Regions from separate parts of the Homo sapiens genome. Here all the other regions are linked to region 4. The links are chromatin loops, found by intact Hi-C in ENCODE. Cell type or tissue: OCI-LY7. All regions are shown on one strand. Links, peaks and the distances in the headings refer to the core of each region. The heading gives the core; the rest is flanking DNA. Region 1 has its middle 16 kb from the start of CCKAR. Region 2 holds the start of LOC124900688 (a long non-coding RNA gene). Region 3 has its middle 73 kb from the start of STIM2-AS1. Region 4 overlaps STIM2 (stromal interaction molecule 2).

Region 1 (7,712 bases), core at 1,575-6,574, 540 kb after region 4:
CACATTCATCATCATTCTCTGGTATTTTCTAGTGTCTTCTGGTAGCTCCCACTCATCCCCAGAGTAGCCAGGTAGAACTTGAACCCTGGGATGGAGACTTGGTATCTTTGCTCTTCAATTAAGCTGCGTGTCTCAGTGGCTTCCTGTACCCCAGTTCCTGTGGAAATCTCATATCATAAGCGTGTAGTAGTGACGAAGCATGTGTGTATTTCTGTGGCTTGTTTACACACGTCTGTGTATGCTTAACCGGCGTTCTCACCATTCAAATCAAATGTAACCTTCATGAGGCTGACAACAACTGTCGAACCTCCACTGTATTTCCTTCCAGTGTTTTGCCCCGTACTCCGCACTTTGTGTGTTCAATAAACGCTGTTACTGACTTCCACTGTGCACCTGCGCTTCCGGCGCCCTCTCTTTCTGTCCACAGCTGTGATTCCCAACAAGGAAAGGCACATTCTTGCGGAGGTGGAGGGGCATGGCAGCAGAATTTCTAGAAGACTTTTTCCAACTCTGGTGTATCCCCATCCAAGATTCTAGGTGTGAACATTTGCTGCCTCCCCTTTTCTTTCCTCCTTGATGTGTGTGTGGGGAGAGGGTGAATGTAATCAAAGTGATGCCGGTGGGCTGGAGGAAGTCCCCAAATGCCGGTGGGGCCTGGAACCCAGTTTGTGTCAAGGCTGTTGACACCATCACAAGAATGAATTCAAGGACAAGTCAGAAAATAGTGAAAGTATTTATTGCAAAGGGAAAAGTACACACTCAAGAAAAGGGGGGCTGGGCGCAGTGGCTCACGCCTGTAATCCCAGCACTTTGGGAGGCCGAGGCAGGTGGATCATGAGGTCAGGAGATCGAGACCATCTTGGCTAACACGGTGAAACCCCGTCTCTACTCAAAATACAAAAAATTAGCCGGGCGCGGTGGCGGGCGCCTGTAATCCCAGCTACTCGGGAGGCTGAGGCAGGAGAATGGCATGAACCCGGGAGGCAGAGTTTGCAGTGAGCCAAGATAGCGCCACTGCAATCTGGCCTGGGCGAAAGAGCGAGACTCTGTCTCAAAAAAAAAGAAAAGAAAAGGGGGGTGTGGGTATACTCAAGAGAGAGACACACAGTGGAGTTTGGGGCTGCTACATCTACTCTATGGGTTTCTTTCTTTCCTTTTTCTTTTTCTTCTTTTTTTTTTTTTTTTTTTTTTTTTGACATGTAGTTTCATTCTCGTAGCCCAGGCTGGAGTGCAATGGTGCTATCTTGGCTCACTGCAACCTCCGCCTCCTGGGGTCAAGCGGTTCTCCTGCCTCAGCCTCCCAAGTAGCTGGAACTACAGGCATCCGCCACCACACCCAGCTAATTTTTGTATTTTTAGTTGAGACGGGGTTTCACCATGTTGGCCAGGCTGGTCTCGAACTCCTGACCTCAGGTGATCTGCCCTCCTCAGCCTCCCAAAGTGCTGAGATTACAGGTGTGAGCCACCGCACCTGGCCAAGGGGTGGAATATTCATGAAGATTCCTGGAAAAAAGGTGGCAATCTCTCACAGCTGTGATGCCACCCATTTTTACACCAAATATGGGTGGTCTCAGAACGGTCATGGCACTGGTGGGTGTGTGTTTAGTATGTTAATGAGTGAATAATGAGGTCCCAGGTGAAATCTAGTCAGATCCAGCACCATGTTGGATGCAGGCAGTCTTAGCCAGCTTGGTCCACACCCCGGTTTTCAGGATCTTATCAGCCTGTAGCCTCTATGGCTGTTTCAACAGTTTCCTTTTGCTAGTCATGGGAAACTGCTGCCTGGAATTTTCTATCCTCCTAAGACAACCCTGTATTATTCCTGTCTCAGAAGATGTCACCAATGGGAGGGTGTTGCACCTGTGAATGATGTGAAGCCACCGATAGAAGAGGGCTGGGAGCCTGTGGTCTATGGTATCCCTCAGCTTGGTGACTCCTGCCCTCATTCCCTTTAAGGAGAACAGTCAAAAACCATCACCACGTGTCTAATCCATACCAAAGTATCCAGTTCACTCCTTAGCAGTGATAAGTGTTATCAAAGCCACGTGGCTCCCTTGGCCCTGCCCTCCCATCCATCTGCTCTCTCACAGGGCCTCTCTGGGGACCTCTGGGAGACTTTCTGGGCCACCTGAACCCATGTTACATCTGCCGACTCCCCGTGGCTGGCTCTCAGCTCCAAGCATGGCACTCCCCTCCCTCTGCCTCTTTGAATTGGATGTTTCTGACTTCTCTGGCTTCCTGGCCCCGCTCAAGTATAACACAGCCTCCTGGTTTCCTAAACCTGATCCCACAAGCCCAGGGCCAGCCCCACAATTCCAAGACGCACGTCAGGTCTTGGAAACCCAGCCCGGGTGGAATTTCAGATCCTCCTTCTTGCCTAAGAAGAGAAGTCAGACAATTACACATTATTCAGCACTTAGCATTGTTCACAGAACATAACATGTGCTCAATAAACATTTCAGGGAATAAGTAGATGAGTGAATGAATGAATACACTTGAATGGCATTGTTCCTTGATGCCAGTTCTTTCCTGGTGTCTTTGGGGAGGGCATGCCTTCCCAACCAAGAGGGCTTTTGTGCAGAGGGTGCAGTAGTGCCTGATAAAGGAGGCAGTTGATTCTGCAATTGCATTCTCTTTCCAATCGTCCTCGCTGTATGTAATGCCTGGTAAATTTTGCTTTTGAGTTCACTGACCATAAAAGCCACTTCTACAAGTAAAGCGGATATACTCTGGACTGGAAATTCTAAAGTCTATATCCCAATCTCAGCAGCTATCACTAACTTACAGTGTGGCTCCAAGCAAGTCGGGCCCTCCCTGGGTATCAATTTCCTCTTGTACATAATGAGGGATGACGGGTTGTGGCTCTGATACTGCGTGACTCACTGGGTCAGAATATGCCACCCTTGGTTGGGTGCAGTAGCTCATGCCTGTAATCTCAGCACTTTGGGAGGCCGAGGCGGGAGGCTCACCTGAGGCAGAGAGTTCGAGAACAGTCTGGGCAACAGAACAAGATCCCATCTCTATGAAAAAATACAAAAATTAGCCGGGCATGTGGCATGCACCTGTAGTCCCAGTTACTTGAGAAACTGAGGTGGGAAGATTGCTTGAGCCTAGGAGGTTGATGCAGCAGTGAGCGAAGATCATGCCACTGTACTCCAGCCTGGATGACAGAGCGAGACCTCATCAAAAAAAAAAAAAAAAAAGAAGAAGAAGAAGAATGTGCTACTCTTTTACTATTCCACACCCTCCCTTAATTACGTTCGCTTCCCATTGACTTTGCAATCAGAGGAGCTCCTTGACACCCAGGCACAGAACCAAGGCTTCCAGGATGAATAAAGAGAAGGGGCCTCAACAGGAGTTTCCAGGCTCCCGGTCCCTTCTAGGTCACAGCTTCCCAGAGCGACCAGTGAAAGGCTCATCTCTGGAACACCAGCTTCATTCTAATTAAGATGTAGGCATAAAAATATGCTCCAGACCAGGCGTGGTGGCTTACGCCTGTAATCCCAGCATTTTGGGAGGCCGAGGTGGGCAGATCATCTGAGGTCAGGAGTTCGAGACCAGCCTGACCAACATGGAGAAACCCTGTCTCTACTAAAAATACAAAATTAGCCTGGCTTGGTGGCACATGCCTGTAATACCAGCTACTCAGGAAGGCTGAGGCAGGAGAATAGCTTGAATCCGGGAGGCAGAGGTTGCAGTGAGCCGAGATCATGCCATTGCACTCCAGCCTGGGCAACAAGAGCGAAACTCCGTCTCAAAAAAAAAAAAAAAATCCACTCTAAAACCAAATGTGGTCTAGGATTGACAGGGGTACCAACATCTATTAAAGCCTGCTTTATATAGGCACTGTGAAAGTCACAAGTGGCAGCAGGTGACAATGAACAGTGGCAGGAGGGAGGAATGAATGACTGTTACATGTGGTGTCTTATTTAATTCTCCAAACAACATGTGTGGGGCATCATTTTCCACATTTCACAGGTGAAGGTATTGAGGCTCTGAGGGGTGGTAACATGTCCAGGGTCAGACAGCTAGTGAATGACAGAGGCAGGGGTGAGCCCCGTCCTCATTCCACCAGGCTGCTGTGGGATTAGCTGGCATCCACCAGCTAAGTAACCAAGAGCTGTCTATTTAGCTTCCTGTAAGGCTTTATAGTTCTGAGGCCACGTGCTGTAGCGGCCCTAAGGAAAAGAAATCCCTGGACTTGTTCTCTTTTCTTCCCTCCCCATGTGGACATTTGGGTCTCTCTCTGAGCTCCCTGGATGCGGAGGATTTGAAAGCTGAATTTTGCACTTGTGTCCTGGATGCTTCCATCTCTACGTTTATTATTAATTTTTTTTAAAAAATTGAAAATTAAAAAAAGGATATCACTCTGTCACCCAGCCTGGAGTGCAATGGCATGATCTTGGCTCACTATAACCTTGAACTCCTGGGTTCAAGCAATCCTCCCATCTCAGCCTCCTCAGTAGCACTACAAGTGTGCGCCACCATGCCCCGCTAATTTTTAAATTATTTGTAGAGACGGGGTCTCGTGATGTTGCTGAGGCCCATCTTGAACTCCTGGTCCCAAGCGATCCTCCTGCCTTGGCCTCCCAATGCACTGGGATCACAGGCATGAACCACCGCACCCAGGCCCCTGTGCTTATCTTTAGAAGGAAGATAATATACTTCGCCATCTCGTGGAAGCCAAGTGATAGTAACAGTAAATGAACTTTCAGCAAATTATCAGCATTATTAAGGTAGATCTGTTTTCTCAGAATCATTAGAAAGGAGACAAATACAGTCCAACTGACCCACCAGCCTGCAATAAAAAGCTTCCTGGTTTTCCCCTTCACCTGTTACTTTTTGAGCAAGTCTGCCCTTCCCTAGTGAAACGTGCAAGTTACTGTTACCCACAGGGCATAGCTGGGACATTCAATGTCCCCCACAACTTCAAACTCACCATATCTAAAATGGAGCTAGTTGTCATATCCCATATCACTTCTCTTCCTGATTCTCTCTAACTATGAATGGTACCCCAGCCTCCCAGGTTCATAGACTCAAAATCTAGCTCATCTTTTGCAAGGCGGTGAAGACAAGGAAGGGGTGAAGAACCTTGTCTTTGGAGTCAGAAAGACTGGAATTCATTTCCTAGGCTCGGCTATGTAGGGAATAGCAGGCAAATGGCTCAGCCCCCAAGTCTTAGATTCTTCATCCATAGTACTCACCTTACAGGGTTTTTAAATTTTTATTTTATTGTGTTTCCAACTTTTATTTTAGATTCAGGAGGTACAGATGCAGGTTTGTTACCTGGGTATATTGCACGTTGCTGAGGTTTAGGGTATGAATGATCCCATCATCCAGGTACTGAGCATAGTACCTAATGGTCAGTTTTTCCACCTTCGTCCCCTTCTCTCCCTCCCCCTTCCAGTAGTCCCCGGTGACTAGTGTTGCCATCTTTATGTCCACTAGTACACAGTGTTTAGCTCCCACTTATAAGTGAGAACATGCATTACCTGGTGATCTGTTTCTGCATTGATTTGCTTAGGATAATGGCCTCTAGCTGCATCTAAGTTGCTGCAAAGGATATGATTTCATTCCTTTTTATGGCTGCATAATATTCCATGATGTATATATGCCACATTTTCTTCATCCAATCCACCACTGATGGGCACCTAGGTTGATTCCTTGTCTTTGCTATTGTGAATAGTGCTACAATGAACATGTGAGTGCATGTCTTTTTGGCAGAACAATTTATTTTCTTTTGGATGTATACCCAGTAATGAGATTGTTGGGTTGAATGGTAGTTCTGTTTTAAGTTCTTTGAGAAATCTTCAAACTGCTTTCCACAGTAGCTGAACTGTTTACATTCCCACTGACAGTGTATAAACATTCCTTATAGGGTTTTTGTGATAATTAAGTGATATTAAATCATATTAAAAGATTTTAATGATATTAAATTTAAAAGGGATACTGAAGGGGTTCTAGACTCAGGTTGTGGCTATAGACAGAGAAAGACAAGTTGTCCAACATTCCAAAGAGTGGGACAAGATGCGAGCCCATGATTTGCTAAGAGATCATGAAATTTGTCCTTCAACACGTACCCCTTCACTTTTCTCCTGGCCCTACAAATATAAAGGGGAGAAAGAGAGAGAATTTCTTTGACAAGTGTTGTCAACTGAATGGGCAGGGAATTCTGTGCCATTTTCCTTTTCCTTCACCATGAAACCACACCTTTCAAACCTTGCATCTAGAAACATTTGCAAAGGGTGGTGTTTTTGTCATAGGGAAAATTGACCCTTCCTCTCATGGGATCTCAATTTGGGAACATAGTTCCAAGGGAACTTGCGTCTCCTGGATTCAGGGTTTGTTTCTGGTGTCTAGTGTTGTGAAGTGTTAAGAAAGAGCCTGACTGGAGCGAGGTTTCCAAGGATAGAGAGTGTCTTAGTTAGTTAGGGTTTCTATAACAAAAATATAGACTCGGTGGCTTAAACATTAGAAATTTATTCCTCACAGTTCTGAAGACTGGGACTTCCAAGATCAAGCTGCCAGCCAATTCAGTCCCTGGCGAGGCCCCTCTTCCTGGCTTGCAAAAGGATAGCTTCTTGCTGTGTCTTCACATGGTGGAGACAGGAATCATCTCTCTAGTGTCTCTTCTTATAAGGGCACTGGTCCCATTCATGGGACTCCACCCTCATGACTCAATTACCTTTGAAAGGCCTCCAGAGACCATGAAATTGTGGATTAGGGTTTCAACATATGAATTTGGGAGGGGACACAAGCATTCAGTTCACAGAAGAGAGGCAAAGAGGGATGGCTCCATTGATCCAGGAGACATCATAGGAAGTAGCCAGGCCTGGTCACCCTGGGGCAGAAGGAAGCCACATGGGCTATTCTGCTAGAGCAGGAGCTGACCAGGGAATGCGTCTTCACACCAGAACATGATGCAGTATTGGAGGTCTTCACAGAATGTGTGTGCATGGGAGAGTGGTCTCTGGAAAGCCACAAAGTTGCCCCAAAAGAGAAGGGCTCAGCATTTGCCAAAGGTCCTTTGACCATTGAAGAATTACAAATGACACCACTTTTGCCCCTTTACCACTGACCTCTCCTTCCATCCTCAAGAGGAAGAAATAGAACAAGGAAGAGAGAGAGAGAGAGAGAGAGAGAGAGAGAGAGAAAAGACTACTAGCTTCTTCTCATTGCAGATGCCTTGCCTGGACTTGTCTGATTTAGAGGAAAAGAGAGAGGCTTCAAACTGAATGTGAGATGAAAGTTTGGATTTGTATCATACTAAATACCTGAAGATGAAGTTGTCCTGATGAAATAGGCAGGAAAGATTTGGGGAAAGCTATCGGTTGGGCAGAGATATCATGTCAGGGGCAGAATATCTAACAGAGAGGGAATGAAGACAGAGGTAGAAGAAAAACAAAGCTGTTTCTTGATTGTTCCACACCTTTCAATAAACTAATTACATGTGAAGAGTGTCTGACAAACAGTAGGTGCTTAATGAGTGATAGCCATTGTAAATGATGTCTAAGTCACTAATTTCAGTTATTAACCTGGTCCAGCTGGTCTTTTTTATTTTTATTGAGAGCACTGTAAATCAGAATTAACTTTGTTACTTATAACCCAAAATGTCACAGTTGCTGACCAGTTGGCCTCTCCCCCTCCCAATTCTCTCTCTCCTCCACTTGACCCCACCCTCTGGTAACAGACTGGCCTTACCAATATGAGGT
Region 2 (7,712 bases), core at 1,380-6,379, 1.1 Mb after region 4:
TCTCAAAGTACAGAAGGGGGCAAGCTCCTCCTTGGCCCACTTCCACAATTCTCCAGGGTAGCCAGTCCTATACTTAGCAGACACAGAAGTCGCTCTAGGGATATGAGATAAACGGTCAGCTAAAGACCCTACACTTGCTCTCAAATCTTCCTGCCCTGCCATGCCCACCCCACCTGCAGCACCACGTTCCACTATTAGACATTCACTTCTCTGAGTTAAGCCGTTGTTCCACATTCAAATACCTCTGCGAGGTACATTATATTGTGTTTACCAGTCATTAGTAATTCAGTACAAATATTTGTTGTTTGTTGGATTGACACATAACATGCATTGACAAATATTTGTTGTTTGTTGGATTGACACATGACATGCATTGATCAGAGGCAGGGAGTGGGAAGCTGTACTTGAGTGCAAGGCTGCCTTTCTACTGGCTGCCCCACTCCTCTGAACCTCAGTGTGCACACCAGGAAACCAGGGCGTTAGATCAGCAGATGTCCAACATCACTTCCTGTCCCAGCACTGTGTATCTCTGATAGTTGTGGGAAGGGGCACAGATACAACCATGGTGATGGGTCGGGGGGGCGCCTAGATATGAGGATGATGGCGGGAGCCTGAGACACAACAGAATGAGCACGGAAATTCATGAGAAGGCTCGGGAACTTTGAATTGCTTTATATCAGCCTGTAGCCTTGGGTCTAGGCTGCAGAGTTCAGCATAGAGCCTGGAACCCAATAAGGGCCCAATAACATTAGATGGAAAAGGACGGGAAAATAACAACTATCTATGTATTCGTTTTCTGGGACTGCTGAGAAAAATGAACGCACGCTGGGCAGTTTGAAATGAGGAAATTTATTGTCTCACAGTTCTGGAAGGTAGGAGCCCAACACCGAGGTACTGGCAAGGCTGTGCTCCCTCTGAAACCTCAAGAGGAGCATCCTGCTGCCTATTCCAGGTTCTAGGTGCCCCAAGCACACCTTGGCTTGTGGCATCCTGGCTCCAGTCTCTGCCTCCCATGGCCATCTTTTCTCTGGCTCTTCACACTGTCATACCCTGTGTACGTGTCTATGTCCATGTCCACATTTCCATCTTCTTCTTCTTCTTTTTTCTTTTCTTTTTTTTTTTTTTGAGACAGTCTCACTTTGTCGCCCAGGCTGGAGTGAAGTGGCACGATTTTGACTCACTGCAACCTCTGCCTCCCAGGTTTAAGCAATTCTCCTGCCTCAGCTTCCTGAGTACCTGGGATTACAGGTACATGCGACTATGCTGGCTAATTTTTGTATTTTCGGTAGAGACAGGGTTTCACCACGTTGGCCAGGCTGGTCTCCAACTGCTGACCTCAAGTGATACACCAGCCTCGGCCTCCCTAAGTGTTGGGATTACAGGCATGAGCCACCGTGCCCGGCCCCAAATTTCCATCTTCTTATAAAGACACCAGTCATATTGCGTGAGGGTTCACCTTATGCCTTTTTGTTTTCTTTTTTTCCTGAGACAGAGTCTTGCTCTTTCACCCAGGCTGGATGGAGTACAGTGGCACGATCTCAGCTCACTGCAACCTCTGCCTCCCAGGTTCAAGTGCTTCTCCTGCCTCAGCCTACCAAGTAGCTGGATACAGGCATGTGCCGCCACACCCCGCTAAATTTTGTATTTTTAGTAGAGACGGGGTTTCCCCATGTTGGTCAGGCTGGTCTTGAACTCCTGACCTCAAGTGATCCACCCACCTCAGCCTCCCAAAGTGTTGGGATTACAGGCTTAAGCCACCATGTTAGGCCCACCTTATGACTTTATCTTAACTTGATGACACCTGTATGAACCCTATTTCCAAATAAAGTCACATTCACAAGTATTGAGGATTAGGACTCTGACATATCCTTTTAGGGAACACAGTTCAACCCATAACAGCCTACTTCACAGAACTGTTGCAAACATGAACTGAAATGTGAAATGTCTTGATGACTGGAAAGTGTTTATGCAAACGTAGGAGAAGGAACTCAGCTGGGATTTGAGTCTGGCCCTGTCTCCCAATGATCAGGCTACCTGCAGACTCTCAGCATAGAAGCCTCCAAAGCCCAATTTAGGGGTGTGAAGACTAATGAGGGAGAAAGAGTATAGAAAATGAGGTCAAGTCATGAAAGACAAATTTCATTACCTTCAAAGAGTTGCCTGGGCCCACTGTGGGTCCCAAGTGAGGGAGGTGACCGCAAATACCCCATGTGACAATTTAGACGTCCTAGGAGACCAGCCTTGCCTGCTTATTGATGCCACACTGTAGAGAATGGGAATCACTGATTCCCTCATTTTTAGGTCTTTTATTATCAGACTGTGAAGGTGCTGTTAATGAAAAAAAGCTTTAATAAGCACCAGTAATGCATAAACACCACACTACGCAGAAGACAGACATGGTTTCTGACATCCCAGAGTGTGGGTTCTAAGGGACACCCGGATAGCCATGCATGAATTTTATATATTTTTTTCCTTTTTTGTGTGGGGTGGGGGAGTGGGTAGCATCAGGGAAGAGTTGCATTCTAATTGGTTATGAACCACAGGTCTAAATTTCAATTCTGGCCTGAATAGTAATTTTTCCTGAAGGTTTGAATAAATCATCCAATCTGCTTCGGTTTCAACTATTTTCAGCATTTCTATTTTAATCATTAATTCTGACTGCTAAGGACCCCGGAGTCACCGAGCCCGTTTGCGACTTAATTTGGGATGGGAATGAGGCAGGAGGAGAGGATGTGCTGAGAACCAAACAGGAGAAAATGGGCTCGACCTGGAGTTTTGAAAGATTTGGGCCAGATACAAGGGATGTTTTCTTATTAGTGATAGCTGTAATTCTTTGTTTTGCTCTGGCAAGGCGGATTATAGAATTTGCACAAATAGTTTTGGTGAAGATAGGAGAAATTCTCACGTAAGGAAGATGGTTTAATTTTCATTCTGATGTGACTGCAAAGAGACAGTTGGATGAACCCTGCATTAAGGTAAATCACAGAATCTCAAGATAATAAATGCCTATAATCCATTCTACTCCCCTTTTTGCTTTGAATAGTAAGAAGCTCAGAGCTAACTATACTGTCCTGTTAAAATACTCAGGGCACTGTTTCAGTTATCTATTGCTATAAACAAACTACCCTCAAACTTACTGGCTCAAAACAACAATTTATTTTTATCTTCCATGGTTCAGTGAGCTGACAGGACTCAGCTGGGCACTTCTTGCTTTCAAATTCTCATGCAGTTTCAGTGGGATGGTGGCTAGGGTTGGAGTCATCTGAAGACTCAACCGGGACAGATGTTCAAGATGGTTTGCTCATTCATGTTTGGTACCTGGGCTGGGCTGACCTGGATGGTTGAAGGCTGGCTGAGCACCTCTCTCTCCATCCACGTGGATAGCTTGGGCCCTCTCACAACATGCTGGTAGCTGTATGGTGGCTGACTTCCCGGGGAAATACTGAGGAAACACTTCCCTTAGGGTCATAATGGGAGATGTGGTTCACGAGTGGGGTCATCATTAGAGACATATCACCACAGGTATTTATAAATCTTTTTAAAATTTTTCATGGTCTTATAAGAGCTATATCTTTCCTTGTGAGCCTTTTTTGGAAGTTAGGAAATATGAATAATACACAAACAATGCTTTATTCTTGTCTAGGGCTCAACAATTTACCACCACCCTCACTATGCTACCTTACCTGGCCTTCACAACACTGTGTAAACAGGTAGATTAACTTTGTCCCATTTTTACAGACACAGAGACTGAGGACTGAAGATTAGTGATCTTCCCAAGCAAGCCCAGCTATGATGAGGTGGGTTGCCCTGGACAAATGTGTCTGACATAGAAATCTATGTTCTCAAGCACCTGGTGAAGTGCTGGCAGAGGCCTAAACCTAAAACTCAAATGTGACCCCTCCCCACCAGCATGCACCTGGTTGCCTCTCCATTGGCCCTTCATAGCAAGTTTGGTGTAGTGACACGGGCACTAGTCCTTGAGCAAAATTACCAGAATCCAAACTGGCTCTGCCACCTCCTGGCTGTGGGCCTGGGATCTTTCCTACGTCTCTGTTTCTTCATTTGTAAAATGAGGCTGATGGTAGTAACAGTGTCTACCTCTCCGGGTTGCCAAGAGAATTACATGAATGAAGGCCTCAAAGTAATACTTGATAAGAACTCAAAAAGAAACCTCTCCGTGAAAAGCTGTAGAGGTAAGTGGCTACTAAGAGGACCCCGTTCTAGCTGCCTCTTCTCTGTGTGTTTCTTGATTTTATATGGACTTTACTAAGCATCCCAGCTGATCATGATGTTTCATTGTGCTCGATATTACATAGTATCAGGTGGACTAAAAGCCCGAAATCAATGTTAATGCCTGCCCAAGATTGCGATTTGAGCTGCAGAATGCAGTTATAAAATATGCCTATGACTTATAGGCACAACCTGCCTTTCCCCAAGCTCTCATGTGCACTCACTCTCTTTTCAATTATTTATAGTGACATTCTCTCCCTCGGTGCCCATTCACTCTTCTCTTACTCATTGTCCCAACTGGATATGCACATTCACCCCTAACTTCTCTCTGCTTTATTCATTTTTCAAACACATGTTCTTCTCAACACCCTCACTCAAAGATCAAAGATTGAAGATGTGCTTACATCTTTTCTTCTTTTTCTTTTTCTTTTTTTCCAGGAGTCTCGCTCTGTCACCCAGGCTGGAGTGCAGTGGCACGATCTCGGCTCACTGCAACCTCCGCCTGCCGGGTTCAAGCAATGCTCCTGCCTCAGCCTCCGGAGTGGCTGGGACTACAGGTGCACACCACCATTCCCAGCTAATTTTTTTGTATTTTTAGTAGATACGGGGTTTCACCATGCTGGCCAGGCTGGTCTCAAACTCCTGACCTCATGATCAACCTGCCTCGGCCTCCCAAAATGCAGGGATTACAGGCGTGAGCCACGGCACCTGGACCCCAAGATGTCCTTACATCTATGGACACATGCCCTTGATCTTCTGCATCCTGTGTACTTTCCTTCCCCAAACACCCAGTATACAGGGACTTCTGTGGTCGCTGAGCCTGAAATCCCTGCTTCTTATCCTGATACCCCCCAAGGATGGCAGAAGTTTCTGCAACTATGGCGGTGGGGCAGGATGCAGACCTGGGTATGAATAAGGAGGCCCTGGACATCTGGTTGCACCTGCCTGGAAATGTTCAGCTCACAAAGCTTTCCCTCAATGGCCCAAGAGAGCCAGAGAATGGATTTCCCTGCTGCCCACCTGGACACTGCACAAATAAGTCGTGCGCTGTCCAGAGAGCTTATGTCAGTAGCTGCTGCTTAAGGGGGAAAGCGCTCCTGACACAGGGGAGGGCTTGGCTAAGGGAAGCTGCCCGCTTTTTCCCCCAGCTCAGGGTGGGGGAAAGAATTGAGCTGAATATGCACCTATTCAGAAGGGCAAAGAGCCAAAAATAACCAGGAGCAACAGCATTTCATCTGACAGGCCCAGAAATAGAGCTCATTTTGGAGCATGCCTGGGCTACAAACCGAGTGATTCCAAGACCTTCAGCATCCCATAAAAATACACGGAAAAGCTTTCAGTTTACACAGATGCTTCCTTTTCCTCCTTTACCACAACTTCCCAAGGCAAGGGCTCTGTGGCCCATAGGGAAAGAGTCTGCAGAGTCAGGGATTTGAGGCTCAAAGGATGGGGTCTGAGGATGAGGAGATGAGGCTGGTATCTGATGGGATGTTCTATGGAAGGAAGAAGCAAGAAGTAACTGTTAAACATGGAGGATTTGAAACAAGGAGAAACAGAGACAGGAAATAGATTTAGGGAATGTAATGGCTAGGGGGCCACAAGAAAAATGGAAATACTGCCCATAAAACAATGGCATGCAGGATTTGTCTAGATCCCAGAGGTCACCTTTGGCAGAAAGAAAGACCATGGTTTTCCTATTGGGATGGGGAGTGTGTTGCCTGACAGCAATCTTCTATTTTTGCTTTCCTCTCTTCTATTTCTGCTTTCTTCTCTTTTATTTTGATATAAAAGGCAAATGTCACGGTTCATTCATCTTCATTCTGAATAACTGAAATTACAGGAAAGAGGGAGGGGGAAGAAAGGAGAAGACTGCAGAATTACAGAGAAACCTGAGTGTGGAAATAACCATGTTCTAACAGGAAGAGACTGGGGAGACAACAATGAATAAAAAAAGAAAAGAAGGAAGGGAGGGAGGAAGAAAGATGGAGAGGAAAAAATGAAAAAGGAAGATGTTGGATTCAACTTTATTCAGTGAATATGTCAGAAATGTTCTATGTACAAGGCATGGGGGTACAGAGAAACGGTTAAGAAATAACCCCTGCTTTCGGGGGGCATATAGTCTACTGGAGGAGAACAGGCCAACTAACATACCCAATATAAGGCAGAGTTAGCCAGTGGCCACTTAGGATTACAGGCAATGCCTGCTGGGGGCACAGAGAACCGACCCATTGCGTTTCGACCTGAGGCCATGAGGGAAGATTCCCTAAAACTGGCAGCATTTGCCTCGGCCTCAAAGATTTATGTGGGAGGGTAAGTGGATGGAAGGAACACTCTCTACTCCTGCAGAATGCCTTCCTACCCACCTCCTGTAATCTGGAGGTCATTTGTCTCCGCAGGGGCAGATCTCTTTGCCCCAGACATCCTTAGTATATAGAAATGTGGTTACCAACTGCCGACATGGACAGGGCCACTCCAAAGGTAAGTTTTTACTGATCCACAGCAAAATGCAACATATAAAGACAAGACGGAAATAAAATATTCAGATTAAAGAACAGCTTGTTTTTTGTTTTTTTTTTTTTTAAGACAAGGTCTCACTCTGTCGCCCAGGCTGGAGTGCAGTGGTGTGATTAGACCTCAGTACAGCCTTGACCTCCTGAGCTCAAGCGATCCTCCCATCTCAGCTTCCTGAGTAGCTGGGACTGCAGGCACACACCACCACACCTGACTAATTTTTGTATTTTTAGTAGAGACAGGGTTTCACCATGTTGCCCAGCTGGTCACAAACTTCTGGGCTCAAGTGATCCACCCGTGTTGGCCTCCCAAAGTGCTGAGATTACAAGTATGAGCCATGGCACCCAAACCAGTCTTTTCTTAGGATGTTAGGCCCTTCCTAATTTTTTGATGGCAAAAGGCCTTGTCTTTTTAATGAAATGATACTGACAGAAGATAGTATATGCAGTTGGTTTATAAAAACTATTTTTGCTTGGTAAAGTAATAGTTGACCAAGTGCATTGGTCCCCGAGACGTGACTGATCTTAAACCATTTTGGGCCAGGCATGGTGGCTCACGCCTGTAATCCCAGCACTTTGGGACGCCTAGGTGGGTGGATCACGAGGTCAGGAGTTCAAGACCAACCTGGCCAACATGGTGAAACCCCCATCTCTACTAAAAATACAAAAATTAGCTGGGCATGGTGGCAGGTGCCTGTAATCCCAGCTACTCTAGAGGCTTGAGGCAGGAGAATAGCTTAAACCCAGGGGGTGGAGGTTGCAGTAAGCTGAGATCACGCCACTGCACTCCAGCCTGGGCAACACAGTGAGACTCCGTCTCAAAAAGAAAAAAAAAAGAAAAAAAATTTCAGAGTCTCAGAACATCTCACCTGGAATGCTATGATGTGCCACCTAGGCATGCAGATGCAGTCCTTTCTCCAGCCCCTCCCTCCAGGCCTCTGAAGTCTCCTCCTAGGGGCGGGCCATGATGAG
Region 3 (7,712 bases), core at 1,359-6,358, 220 kb after region 4:
CTCCTGTCCCAGTTCACTAAATGGCAGCTCTATCTTATCTATTGTTAGGCTTCAAGCCATGAGTCTTTATTGATTCTTCTTTTGCTCTTATACCCTACAATCAGTCAGAAAATTGTCTCGGCTTTATGTTCCAAATATATCCAGAATTTTCCCTGGTGCCACCCTGGCCCAAGTTGCCGTCATCCATCATCTCTTGCCAAGATTACTGTGTTGGGCTCCCAACTGGTCTCCTGGCTTCTGCCTTTGCCATTTCAGGCTGTTGTCCAGCTACCAGGCAGAGTGATCCTTTCAATCCATAAATCAGATCATGCCATGCCTCTGCTCGGAACCCTTTAGTGGCTTCCACTTCAGGGAAAAGCCAGCTGGTCCTCAAGGCCTCACTGAGCTGGACTCTCCTTGCTCATTCACAGGTCAGCTCTGTGAGGGACCTTTTTGTCTATTTTGTTCACCATTGTATCCCCTGGCTCATAGCAAGTGCTCAAAAAATGTTTGAATGAATCGAATCAATGACTGCAGGATGAATGGTGCTGTTTATTCTCCTCCACCATGGTGGCTCTTCTCTAGAAAAGTCTGAGATTCTCTGTGGGAAGCAGCCAAGGGCCATGCAGGGTTTGGAGCAGGGAAGAGACTGGTGACAAAGAGTTTTAGAGCAGTTGTTCTGGGGATAGTGTGGAGAATGGATTTGGGAGTGCACAGAGAGGATGCAGAGAAAACTAGGAGCAGGTTGACCAGTAGGAGGTCACTGTAGTTGTCAAGAAAAGAGCTAAAGATGACCTTGGAGTTTAAGGGACACCCGACATTTGGAACAGGCTCTACCCCACAGGCAGACTCAGTTACCATAAATAAATGTCAGTATCACCTTATCATTTCCCATATAAGCAAATTATTTTAATAATTATTTGAATAGAAAAGTGAAAATATTTTTGCATAAAACTCCATTTGGCTGAAAAAAATGTTTAAGTTGTCTGTCTCATTCAGACTATATCTCTTTGAGGAAAGTGACAGATTTTTGTTTTTCTTCAAGAAACATAGGAAAGTACTAATAAATGGCTCAACATATTTTTCTGTAATGCCATCTCTTGCCTCCAGAATGCAAACTTTACAGCTGTACAGTAAAATTTAATATTATCTTGGTGATAATCTAAGAAATAAAACTCTGTGGCCAACTGCCTTTGCAACCCCTAAACATAATTTTGTCTCTCTTTCTCTCAATATCTATCTATTTATGCATCCATCCATCCATCACGGTAATATCAATCATGGTTATAGCTCATCAGGTATGTTCCAGACACTATTCTAGTTCCAGTCACATATGTGACTTCATTTAATTCTTATAACAACCTATGAGGCAGGTTGACTGCTGTAAAAAACTCACCCTAACTTCTCAGTATCTTAACACAATAAAATTTATTTTTACTCAAGTAACAGTTCAGTGGAGGTGTTTGGAAGGCAGCCTTCCACATGGTGATTGAGAGGCCAAGGCTCCTCTTATCTGATGGCACCATCATCCCGCAGGGCCTCAGAGTCCTCTGAAGTAACCTCAGCCAGCAGATAGAATAAGAGAGAGTACGGAGGACCACCCAGAAAGTTTTGTTTATTATAAATTTAGAAGGTACAGGTGCAGTTTTGTTACATGGATATATTGCCTAGTGGAGTCTGGGTGTTTAGTGTAGCCATCACCTGAATAGTTTACATTGTACTCATTAAGAAATTTCTCATTCCTCACCCTCCTTCCACCCTCTCACCCTTCCAAGTCTCCAGTGTCTACTATTTCACGCTGTATGTCTGTACATTATTCAGCTCCCTCTTTTAAATGAGAACATGCAATATTTAAATTTTTGATTCTGGGTTATTTCACTTAAGACAATGGCCTCTAATTCCACCCATGTTTTTGCAAAAGACATGGTTTCATTATTTTTTATGGCTGCATAGTATTCCATGGTATGTATACTCCACATTTTCTTTGTCCAGCCATCCATTGATGAACACTTTGACTCATGACTTTCCTATGGTGCATAGTTCTGTGATAAACAAATTTTTTTGGTAAAATGATTTCTTTTGCCTTGGGTAGATACCCAGTAGTGAGATTACTGGATCAAATGGTAGATCTATTTTTCATTCCTTGAGACGTCTCCATACTGTTTTCCATGAGGTTATATTAATTTACATTCTCATCAACAGTGTTTAAGCATTTCCATTTCTCTGCATCCTCACCAACATTTGCTATATTTGACTTTTTAATAATAGCCATTCTGACTGGTGTAAGATGATATCTCACTGTGGTTTTCATTTGCCTTTCCCTTATGATTAGTGATGAACATTTTCAAATGCTTCTTGGCCATTTGTTTTGTCTTCTTTTGAAAAATGTCTGTTCATGTCCTTTGCCCAACCCAGAAAATTTTTATGGGCCAGATCTGGAAGTGACACATCATCCTCTGCCCACATTCTATTGGCTAGATAATTTAATCACACAGCAAGTCTAACTGCAAGGGAGGCTGGGCTAGAAAGAGCAGTCTGGCTGCCTGGCCAGGAATTGGTTTTAATTGGCACTTACCAATCTCTGCCAAAGGCCAAGTACTCAATTACACATGGGAACACCAAGGTATAGAAGTTTAAGAAACTTGCTCAAAGTTAAATTAGCAATAAATGATGGAGCTAAGATTCAAACCCAAGTTATTAGTCTTCAAACTGTGGGTTCCTTACATTACAACTATGTTGAAGATACACTAAGGTCAATTTGAGGTGACAACTACCCATCCACATAAATGAAAAAAGGGAAAAAAAGGTAACAATGACTTCCAGCAACTCCAGGGTGCTCCCATTTACTTGCTTACTCTCAATCTGCTGTTTCCCCTGAAATGTTCAGCCAAGAAGGCCAGTAGCTCAGCGACTCCCACCCTAAGTGCTTGAGAATTTGAGAGGCAGCTTCAGGGATCCTCCAACTGCAAATACTTGTCTCTAGAGCATGTTGTCCTCTTAACAGGAAGCCGACTTGATAGGTAGGTAGGGTCATGGGGTGGGAGTAGGCTAATTGGAAGGAGGGAAGGGGCTGGTGGCACAAAGGTTTTCAAAGTGGTCCTTCTTGACACATTTAATTTCTGTCTAGGGGGCTATGTTCAGAATGTCACAGCAGATTGCTTATTGTAGGTTCTCTCATGGGGCCAGGGCAGCAGAAAGAGGCCTAATGACTTTGCTTTCTCTCTCTTCTCTGTTATCCACTGGTGGTGTGGCTTTGAACAAATCACTGAATCATGCTCTGTGGGCAAAATGAGGAGTTTAGGTGTCACAACATAGAGAGAGGATCTTAGAACCAAGAGTATCTGATTAAAACTATGTGCCCTCTTTGCACAAAATGCACATACCCACCTAATTTTGCAGTTTACAAACTTCCTGATGAGTATCCGGGAACCTCCCATTAAGAAGAGGTGGATTCTAGGCACTTTTCAGCTCTAATGCTCTTGCTTTCCAAAAGCAAAACAGAACCGCTCCCCTTGACTCTGCTGCCTCCTATGGAAGGAAACCTTCCAGGCACCCTCTTGGTTCCTGTGTCAGCCCCCCTGTGTGGTTTGCTTGGTGGTAAAGCACAGCCCCTCCCCTGAACCCAGGGCCCCTGGGATCCCATAGTCACCTGGAACCATGCCGTGAAAATCAGCTGGCAGCCGGCCTTCTCTGCAGAGGCTTGTGAAAGGGTGAGTCACAGCAGATCGCTCCTCTGATTCACAGGTAGCATTTATTTGACAAAGGAGGTTTAAGGGGACTTGCTTCCCTTTGTATCATCTAATCTTTAAAAATCACTTGCTTCTTAACTGTCAGCCGAGAGTTTCTGTAGGCAGCAGTCTTTCAGCTGCTCCCTGGGGAGGGAGGAGAGTGCTGGCTGCCAGAGTCCTGCAGCTGTCCTGGGCACAGGAAGTCCACAGCTTCTTGTAAAAGGTAAGGGGAACTATAAATACTGTAAGAAGCCAGGAGCTTCCAAGTTCAAAGGAAGTCCGGATGTTGTCAAGGTCAGGCTTAGAGGAAAGGGGGTCCAGAGGGAACGTTCCTACTTCCTTCTGAACCTTCAGTAACCTCCATGAATCTCCAGGGAAAAGCCAAATCTCGTGACTTGACATGAAAAGCATGTCAAGTCCTCTACACTCAGGCTTCAATCTGCCTTTCCAGCCCCACAAACTTGTGGCTCTGGGAGCCCCCTCAGTGACACCAGATGCAACTCTAGCTTTTCCAGGCACACACTCTCATAGTGCTGCCCTTTCGTCAGAGACCGCCCTTTTCCTCTTTTCCATCCATCTCCATCCGGTCCTTTCTTCAGGCCTGGCTGTAATCCCATGTCCACCTGGAAACTTTTCTAGATCATTATTCATATTAATAAACCTAGTTTTAGACAGGCGCTGTGGCTCACGCCTGTAATCCCAGCATTTTGGGAGGCTGAGGTGGGTGGATTGCCCGAGCTCAGGAGTTTGAGACCACCCTGGGCAACATGGTGAAACCCCGTCTCTATTAAAATACAAAAAATTAGCCAGATTTGGAGGCACGTGCCTGTAGTCCCAGCTACTTGGGAAGCTGAGGCATGAGAATGCTTGAGCTCAGTATGCAGGGGTTGCAGTGAGCCAAGATTGCACCACTGCACACCAGCTTGGGCTACAGAGTAAGATTCCATCTCAAAAAAAAAAAAAAAAAAACTAGTTCCTCTTTATTATGTGTCTACCACATGCCAGGTGCTTCACAAGCCTTGTCACATTCAATTTTCTCAACAAGCTTGCAAGGCAAGTATTATCACTCCTATTTTATAAGTGAGGCGATTGTGTTTGAAAGGGTTAATTAAATCTCCTGAGGTCATGTAGCTAGTAAATGGCAGAAGAGCAACTCTTGTCTAATTGACTTCAAAGATACTGTGTAATGCTGCTGCACTCATGCACCCACCCACCCATTCATCAACCGGCCATTCGGCCCCATCTGGCTGCCATCCTTCCATCCTTCCACCCACCCATCCATCCATCCATCCATCCATCCATCCATCCATCCATCCAGGCATCCACCCACCCACCCACCCACCTATCCACCCACCTGTTCATGCTACCATCCTTTCAACTGGCTATCTATCCATTTACTTGCCCATCCCCAAAAACCTACATGCAGCAAGACAGCTCTCTCCCACCTTCAAAGTCCTGTGACACTGTGTTTGCAGCACCACCCCCCGATGTTGGCCCAGTGAAATACTTCTCCTTTTCTAGTTTAGGCACTGCCTCAGCCTCTCGAGTAGCTGGGACTACAGGCACTGGCCACCATGCCTGGCTAATTTTTTGTATTTTTAGTAGAGATGGGGTTTCACCGTGTTGGCCAGGATGGTCTCGATCTCCTGACCTCGTGATCCACCTGCCTCGGCCTTCCAAAGGGCCGGGATTACAGGTGTGAGCCACCGTGCCCGGCTGGTACTACTTCTTTAACTAGACTGGAAGCTCTAAGAACTGGGATCTGGTGTCCCTCACAAAGCCTAGCCCAGCACTTTGGCGACATTGAATACTCACTGACAACTGGCTAATGACTGAGCACTCACCCTGCTTTTATGGGCAGCCACGTCCCAGGAGCAAGAGGCAAGGTGGCTAGGCTTAAACGAGGCCATTCAAGAAATGTCAGCAGATGAAGGGTCTTTTGCCAAAGTCCTGAGCCAGTGCCTCCTGGAACCCAAAGAAACCCTAATTTCAAACTCTTTCAAAACCTTTTGACAGGGACACACTGCTGTCAAGAAAATCCTGTAATGAGCATGGAGCTTTAGCCTTGAGATTGTAATCACAGGAAATGTAGTGTTCAGTTTCCTAAGAAACCATTATTCTTTTTCTTTCCATTCTGCCTGCCTACCCCTGTGTATTACAATGGAAGCCTCTGGTGAGTGGAATACAAATCCAAAATACTCTTCAATAGCAGCCAAAGTGGTATTTCTAAAAAGTTCCTAAAGACCCCAGTGCTATGTGGCACAAAGAAAAGGAATGATAAAAGCAGCAGTTGTCTGAAACTGAATCTGTTCCTGTTCACATATATGAACAGACAAGCAGTTGTATTTACAGTCATCTCTACACACACACACACAGTGTACGTCTGTGTGTGCATGCAATGCCGTGGTCCCCACCCAAACACCTGCCCATCCAGATTGAGTTCTTTTTCTAGTCCTGCTCACACTTTGTGCATTATTTTTGCCACACTGTACTATGATCTTTTGTTTACCTGAATACTTCCTCCACTAGACAGAGAACTTCTTGAGAGGAATAACTATGTCATCATCATCGTCATCATTGTCATTGTAGTAATAGTTAACTTGTGTCACTGCTAACTATTGACATGGTTATCTTTTCTATGTACATTGTTGGACTTCATCCTGCCAAAACAACGCTGTGCTCTTACAGTTCTTGGGTGCCATTTTGTTCTCTGAAGTCCTTTGCATATTTCAGCAAGGTCTATCTTACTTTTATTTAATTTTTTAAAAGTTTAATTTTAAAAAGAAAAAGAAGCAACTATTTGGGAGAAATGTTAGGCTATCCCTACTTTTTCCCTTTATTGAATTTGTCATCCTAGAGACACTTTTGAATTGGATTGTAAAAACTACCAATGCCATGTCAAAATAATAGCTAGAGTGGGTAGGGAGATAAAAAGACCTAGATCTGAAATGGCTTCTAACATTTCAAATGGCTATGTGATTTTGGGCCAGTCCCTGCACCACTCTGAGCCTCAGTTTTAACTCATGTGAAGCAGTTTCTTTTGGTGGATATTGGGAGAACTAGGGAGGACCTAGGCCCAATGCTTAGCATGGCGTGTGGCACCAATAATAAGCAATAATAAATTGTGGTTATTGTTACCATTATTTTCATGGTCAACATTCACCCTTTGATACTGGAGAGTAACATAAGCTGGGATTTAGTATGAATGTATATCATGGCAGTTTTTAATTATCTAAAAATTATTAGCCAATGCTCCCCAAGGCAGAGAACTACTTTTCTTCTCATAAATTCAGAAAGTGCTTAGTATCAGAACATGAACCTGCTCTCCAAGAGATATAAGGATACTCAAGCATGTTGTCACTGGAGGCCTTAGGAGCTTTGTAGGCGGAGGAAAGCAGAAGTAGACAGTCTTGGAAATGTCTCTTTGGTATGTCAACAGTGAGAAGAAACTGTGAGAAGATTTGGGAATGTCCATAACAAAGGTTTCTGATGGGCAATTGGGTGGATTGCCCAGTGTTTCACCAGCCCAGCATACACTGGTAGCCTGAAGAAGCAAGGTGAGGATGAGGCTAGCCATAGCCTAAGATCTGAGGTTGGGCTCCAGGGCTCCTGCCAAGTGCCTTGGGTAGTCACAAGATGGCTATTGGCCTGAGAGATAAGAGGCTGACACAATAATTTTTAATCTCTCACTGCCTTCTCAATACTGGACTTATGGAACAAAGAGATGGTAGTAAAGACCCAGTCTCCAAGATTCTTTACTAGGAGACTCAATTGGAAGAAGCCCAGGGGTATCTCCTGGGATTCTGGGTAACCCTTGCTCTAATGCTGTCAGTCACCATAGCCTTTGTCTTAGCCTGCACAGTTTCTCTACCCCTACCTTAGTGTGAACAAGTTCATTCAGGTTGTTTTGTATGCCTGGGAAGGATGAAGAAGTTTTTATTGAGGGTGAAAAACTGGAAAGGCAATTTGAAGCCAAAGCCATTGAGTGGCCAAAAATCTCAACAA
Region 4 (5,000 bases), core at 1-5,000:
TGCCTGCAGTCACCATTTTCATTCAATATTTTACTGGAGGTCTTAGCTTGGGCAATAAAGAGGAAAAAATCTACTAGTATTAACATGAAAAATCCAAGACTACCATAAAATACTTAAATATATGTTTCTGTATTTGGTATTCTGTATTCAGCACACCAAATCCAACGGCATTTCCTCATCAGCAACAAGCAATCTGAAATACAGTTTTATAAGAAAGGTAACATATATACCTACCAAAAATTTATTAAGGTACCTAAAATTAATCTTTTTTTAAAAAAAGCAAGACCTGCACAGAGAAAATAAATTATCAATTTTACTTAAAGATAGAAAAGATCTCGATAAATGGAATTGATTAATAATTCTCCACAAATAAATTCACAAATTCAAAAAAAAATTTTTTAAACCCAATGGAACCTTTCATGGAATTTCATAAGCTGATCTTAAAATTCAGAAGATTAGTTAAGGGTAGAAATTCTGAATTTGAACAATAAAGGAAGACTTGGTCTTATCAAATATCAAAACTTTTTATAAAACTCTAGAAACTAAAGCAGAATAGGGCCAGTGAAACAAAATGGGAGAGCTGGGAGCACTTATGTATCTATGGAGAGAAGTGGTATTATAAGTCAGCAAGGATAGAACAGGAATGAAGCTGAGACAACTGTTTACCCGTATATCAAGAGATATATTTAGATTCCAACTTCACACTATGAACAAAAATAACTTCTAGGTGGATTAAAGGGCTAATGGATTAAAGAAAAACTTAAAAACTCTAAGGAGAGCAAACAACAACCTATCATCTGTTGAAAAAGACATAAAAAACACAAATCAGATTCACAATTTGCCATTCAAAAAGCCAAAGTTTAGAAGATATTTGCAACTCTCAAATAACCAGAAAATAGAAAGAACACTTCCACATCAGTATGGAATCTTGCAGGGATTCCACAGCAAGAACAAGCAACTCAGGAAGAAATCTGAACAACAAATGCCAATAAAGGAAATGGTACTCAACCTCAACAGTCATCAAGGAAATAAAAATTTTCATAATTGTGAGGTATCATTTCATACGCATTCGAGTTGCAAAACAAGTAAATCAGGTTATTCCAAGTACTGATGAGGATACAGGCACACAGGCACCCTTATAAAACAGTGGGTATGTAAACTATTTTGAGAGCAACTTGACAATGACTAGTAAAAGGTGCCTTCCCAATGACCCAGCAGTCCGTTTCTAGGTGTCCACACAGAGAAACTCTCAAAGTTATGCACAAGGAAATACAGGTAAAGATGCTTGTTGCACATTGTTTGTAAGGGCCAAGAAAGTAGAAAGTAGAAAAACGGATAAACTATGGATTTTTAAATACAATAAATAAACATATAAGTTATGGTTAACTCATTAAGCAGTGACTTTAATTCATCTCTACATAAACATGAAAAAATTTTGAAACATAACTTTTGAGCAAAAAGAGTTGTAAAATATCACCTAGTTTGATAACATTTATATACACTTCTAAACACGCAACCATTGTATATAATGTTATGGATATATATGTATGTAATAAAAGTACAACAGGCTTTAGCATAAGTCACAACTTTAAAACAGTGGGGAAGGGTAGGCAATGTGGTTTAAGTGTATTTGTAATAGTTTATTTCAGAGAAAAAGATAAAGAAAAATGTTAAAACCTGTTTATCTTTTTGGTAGGTGGGCATATTATTTTCAGTCACTTTAAGTGTGTGTGGATGGCTTTATAGGAAAGTTTAAATAAATTGTTATCACATTCTCACCAAGGAAAGCATTTAGCAGATATTTAAGAATAGGAAAAGACATTTTAAAAAGTAATAGGAAAACAACACCCATTCCCCTATCTACACAGAGCTAACCATTGATATTTTCTGTGTTTTTTCTTTCCATATAATTACACATAGACAATATTATTCTGTGTATATTGTTACAACCTTTTACTTTGTTCTTAACATACTACAGGCATGTTTCCTTGTCATTATTTCAAACTTGTAAAATTTACACATATCCATGGTAAAAAAAAAATTTTAACTGCTCAGGAGGGTATAGAAATGAAGAGCCTTCGTCCTTCCCTAGACTTCTATTGCCGAGAGTTTCCCATTTATCAGGTCCAGAAATTAGGCTTTTGTAACTAAGCAGAGTGGAGTACCTCTGTGGTGCCACTGGGTGGAGGCAGAGCTCTCAAATTGTAATCTTTGACATGAGTTATTTTTTAGAGATAATAAATCTGATCACAGCATTTCTTTCTTTTTCTTTTTTGAGACTGAGTCTTGCTCTGTCGCTCAGGCTGGAGTGCAGTGGCACAATCTCGGCTCACTGCAGCCTCTGCCTCCAGGGTTCAAGCGTTTCTCCTGCCTCAGCCTCCCGAGTAGCTGAGATTACAGGCGCACACCACCACGCCCAGCTAATTTTTGTATTTTTACTAGAGACAGGATTTCATCATGTTGGCCAGGCTGGTCTTGAACTCCTGACCTAGTGACCTGCCTGCCTCAGCCTCCCAAAGTGCCGGGATTACAGGCCACCGTGCCTGGCCTGATCACAACATTTCTAAAACATTAAATTTAAAATCAACTCTTGTACTTTTTTCTGATTTAAAAGTTTAAATTTGCCTGTATTCCACAATCACTTAAAACTAGAATAATTATTCACATTTAGTACAATTGTTTCCTTTTAACGGACATATGGATATCCAATACCTCTGCCCCCAACCCAAAAAGTGTTTTTTAAAAAGCAAAGAAAAAAACTAGTTAATCTAGATAATGCACTTTCATGCACAATTCAGATATTAAACACGGATTTTAAGGAGGAAATTCAACTTTTAAAAGCTATAGTTTTCAAACAAAAGCGTGTACTTATGAATCAGTGTTGCATTTGGCAAGCTTAAGTGCATATAATTCAAATAAACAAATACAAACTGAGAATATTCTAACTGCAGAGCTGGCCCAGATCTAGACATAACTTTGCAACCGTCATGACCTTGCAGTGTGGAGCAAGTGAAATGAATGCAGTCACACACTTCTAGTTTTGCTGTATTTACAATCTGTCCACTCTTCCTGCCTCTTTTAAGAGTTGAGTGCCGCCTCACTCTCCTTGCATTAACTGTCTGCTGTCAAACCAGAGAAGTAAAACCAGCAAAATAATACAAGTACATACCTGGAGTTAGTTAGTGGTAGAGCTAGGATTCAAATCCCTGTTTCCAAGATCTTCCCCTAATTTTTATTCCTACTATACATTAAGCGGCCATTTGAAAGGATATTTTCCCTGAATGCTCAGCACTTCATTCCCACACTGATTTGGCATTTATAGTGTGCTATCTTTACTGTCAATTATGTTTTTATATGACTCCTCATTTCAATTTAATTACAAGCAATGTTTTAAAAAAAGTCTTATATTCAACAATATAATGTTATATATAACAGTTGCTCAAATAAACACTTAATAATCAAATTTATAAAGCATTCAGATTTCTTTAAAGTGTGTGTATAAATATATAATATAAATATACACAAAGTATTGATATATGCATTGCATATGGTATTCTCAAATAGTAAATATTTAAATTACTAACAAAAAGAAAGAGAAAATGAAGGATAAACCCAATTTTTTCTCACAGATTTCGAAGTACATGATTCCTAAAAGGACATAGGAGAAAATTACTTTAAAACCTGTACCAACAATTTTTGTTGAAATTGCCACTTACCGGGAAATTGTGACACTATTGGGGGTGTGTCTTCATCTAAGTCATCAACTCCTCCAGCAATTGGATAGGGTGGAATGGAGACTCTGGGCATCACCACCCAGCTGTGATCAGAATAAAGGGAAGAGGTCAGGCTGGGGAGTCCTGAGTTATGGGCTATCTGAAAGCCACAGATCTTCTCAATTTGTTGCCAGCGAAAAAGTCGTTCTCGTAAACAAGTTGTCAACTCAGAGAGAGCTTTCCTGGAAAAGCCAATAAAGAAATTACTTACTGCATCAAAAGGTCTTTAATATGGCACTGAAAAAAGGCAATACATGAACAGACCATGGCAATTAACTAATTTCAAGAAGAAATAACCCACTCTTAAAACTAATGTAAATTATGTAATTATATAAATGATAAATATAAATTGTTCACAAATTACTCATTTTAACACAATAAACATAAATCAAATAAAAGTGAAAACAACATTCTTACTTTGCTTCCAGAATTTTGTGGTCTACCTCATCTAGGGAGGAGCTGTGTGCAACGTGCAGAGTCCCAAAGACTGTGCTTCTCTTCTTTTTAATTTTTTCTGCCTAGAAACCGAAAAGGACTAAATAAGGCTAGGTTTGAAAAAAATACAGACATTTTTGTATATATAACATAATAAAGTTTGTTTTGGTTTTGAATATATTAGCAATCATAAAACCAGTAGAGAATTACTAGCCAAGATATCCCTGCATTCCAAAAAAGAAAACAGATGAGGGAGAAAACGTGCTTTCCTAAGCCAATCGATGTAATTCAAAACTTTATTCTGGAGAATTTTTCTCTTATTTCTATGGTTCAGGAAGACCCGAATCTTGTACTAAAAGTAACAGAAGAACATTAGCTATATTATACTACAATGGTGCTAGTGAGTGAACTAAGCTTTTAAATTTTTTGGCTAGAATTCAGATTAAGACTTATTCTCATTCCACACAATTTAAGTGTCAAAGTTAATTTCCAGTAACTACTAACCTGAATCAGATATGAAGCAGCAACCTAGAGGAAAAAAGCTCTGTATAAAACTTTTATGATAATGATAAAAAAGAATAATGTTTAAATCACTAAGGTCACTTTGAAAAGTATACACTTCTCCAAATGCAGTAATTTTAATTTAAAGCTTATGATTACTAGAGTCTATTTACACAATAAGTTCCAGTTTGAAAAAAGAATCTGTAATAATAAAACTTTTATTCAGATCTGTGTATCCCAGCTGAGTAATCCCTCTAAGAATGCAGCCTAAGAAACAAATTTAGTAAATTT

What was found. Peaks named below come from ENCODE experiments on the same cell type or tissue, not always from the same donor. Only the 100,000 strongest peaks of a DNase experiment are listed, where the experiment ranks them.
Region 1: a loop joins it to region 4, with 3 times the contacts of the local background. A loop is called at or near these places in 15 of 110 quality-filtered maps.
Region 2: it touches region 4 in a loop (7-fold over the local background); 3 of 110 quality-filtered maps call a loop at or near these places.
Region 3: a loop joins it to region 4, with 6 times the contacts of the local background. A loop is called at or near these places in 41 of 110 quality-filtered maps.

Annotation. Positions count from the first base shown.
Region 1 is chr4:26,471,062-26,478,773 of GRCh38, reverse strand. No RefSeq gene overlaps it. Among named protein-coding and RNA genes, the nearest start is that of CCKAR, 16 kb to the left of the region's middle. In OCI-LY7, for the core only: a CTCF peak has its summit at 4,690 (motif pointing left); a DNase peak (open chromatin) is centred at 4,653.
Region 2 is chr4:25,865,796-25,873,507 of GRCh38, reverse strand. All of the region lies in intron 1 of LOC102723733 (a long non-coding RNA gene), which reads right to left. It overlaps LOC124900688 (a long non-coding RNA gene), which reads left to right and starts at 3,434. Exons shown (of 3, transcript XR_007058092.1): 1 at 3,434-3,522; 2 at 3,739-3,797. In OCI-LY7, for the core only: a CTCF peak has its summit at 4,046 (motif pointing left); DNase peaks (open chromatin) are centred at 1,957, 3,237, 3,897 and 5,203; H3K4me3 peaks cover 4,940 bases; H3K27ac peaks cover 5,000 bases.
Region 3 is chr4:26,784,066-26,791,777 of GRCh38, reverse strand. It overlaps a transcript of TBC1D19 not described here. Among named protein-coding and RNA genes, the nearest start is that of STIM2-AS1, 73 kb to the left of the region's middle. RefSeq lists an enhancer at 3,812-3,931. In OCI-LY7, for the core only: CTCF peaks have their summits at 3,272 and 3,482; DNase peaks (open chromatin) are centred at 3,057, 3,577, 4,697 and 5,177; H3K4me3 peaks cover 1,739 bases; H3K27ac peaks cover 2,519 bases.
Region 4 is chr4:27,007,719-27,012,718 of GRCh38, reverse strand. STIM2 (stromal interaction molecule 2) reads right to left here. Exons shown (of 12, transcript NM_020860.4): 9 at 4,191-4,291; 10 at 3,717-3,955. Among named protein-coding and RNA genes, the nearest start is that of STIM2, 150 kb to the right of the region's middle. In OCI-LY7, for the core only: a CTCF peak has its summit at 2,163 (motif pointing right); DNase peaks (open chromatin) are centred at 2,178 and 3,028; H3K4me3 peaks cover 1,092 bases; H3K27ac peaks cover 2,413 bases.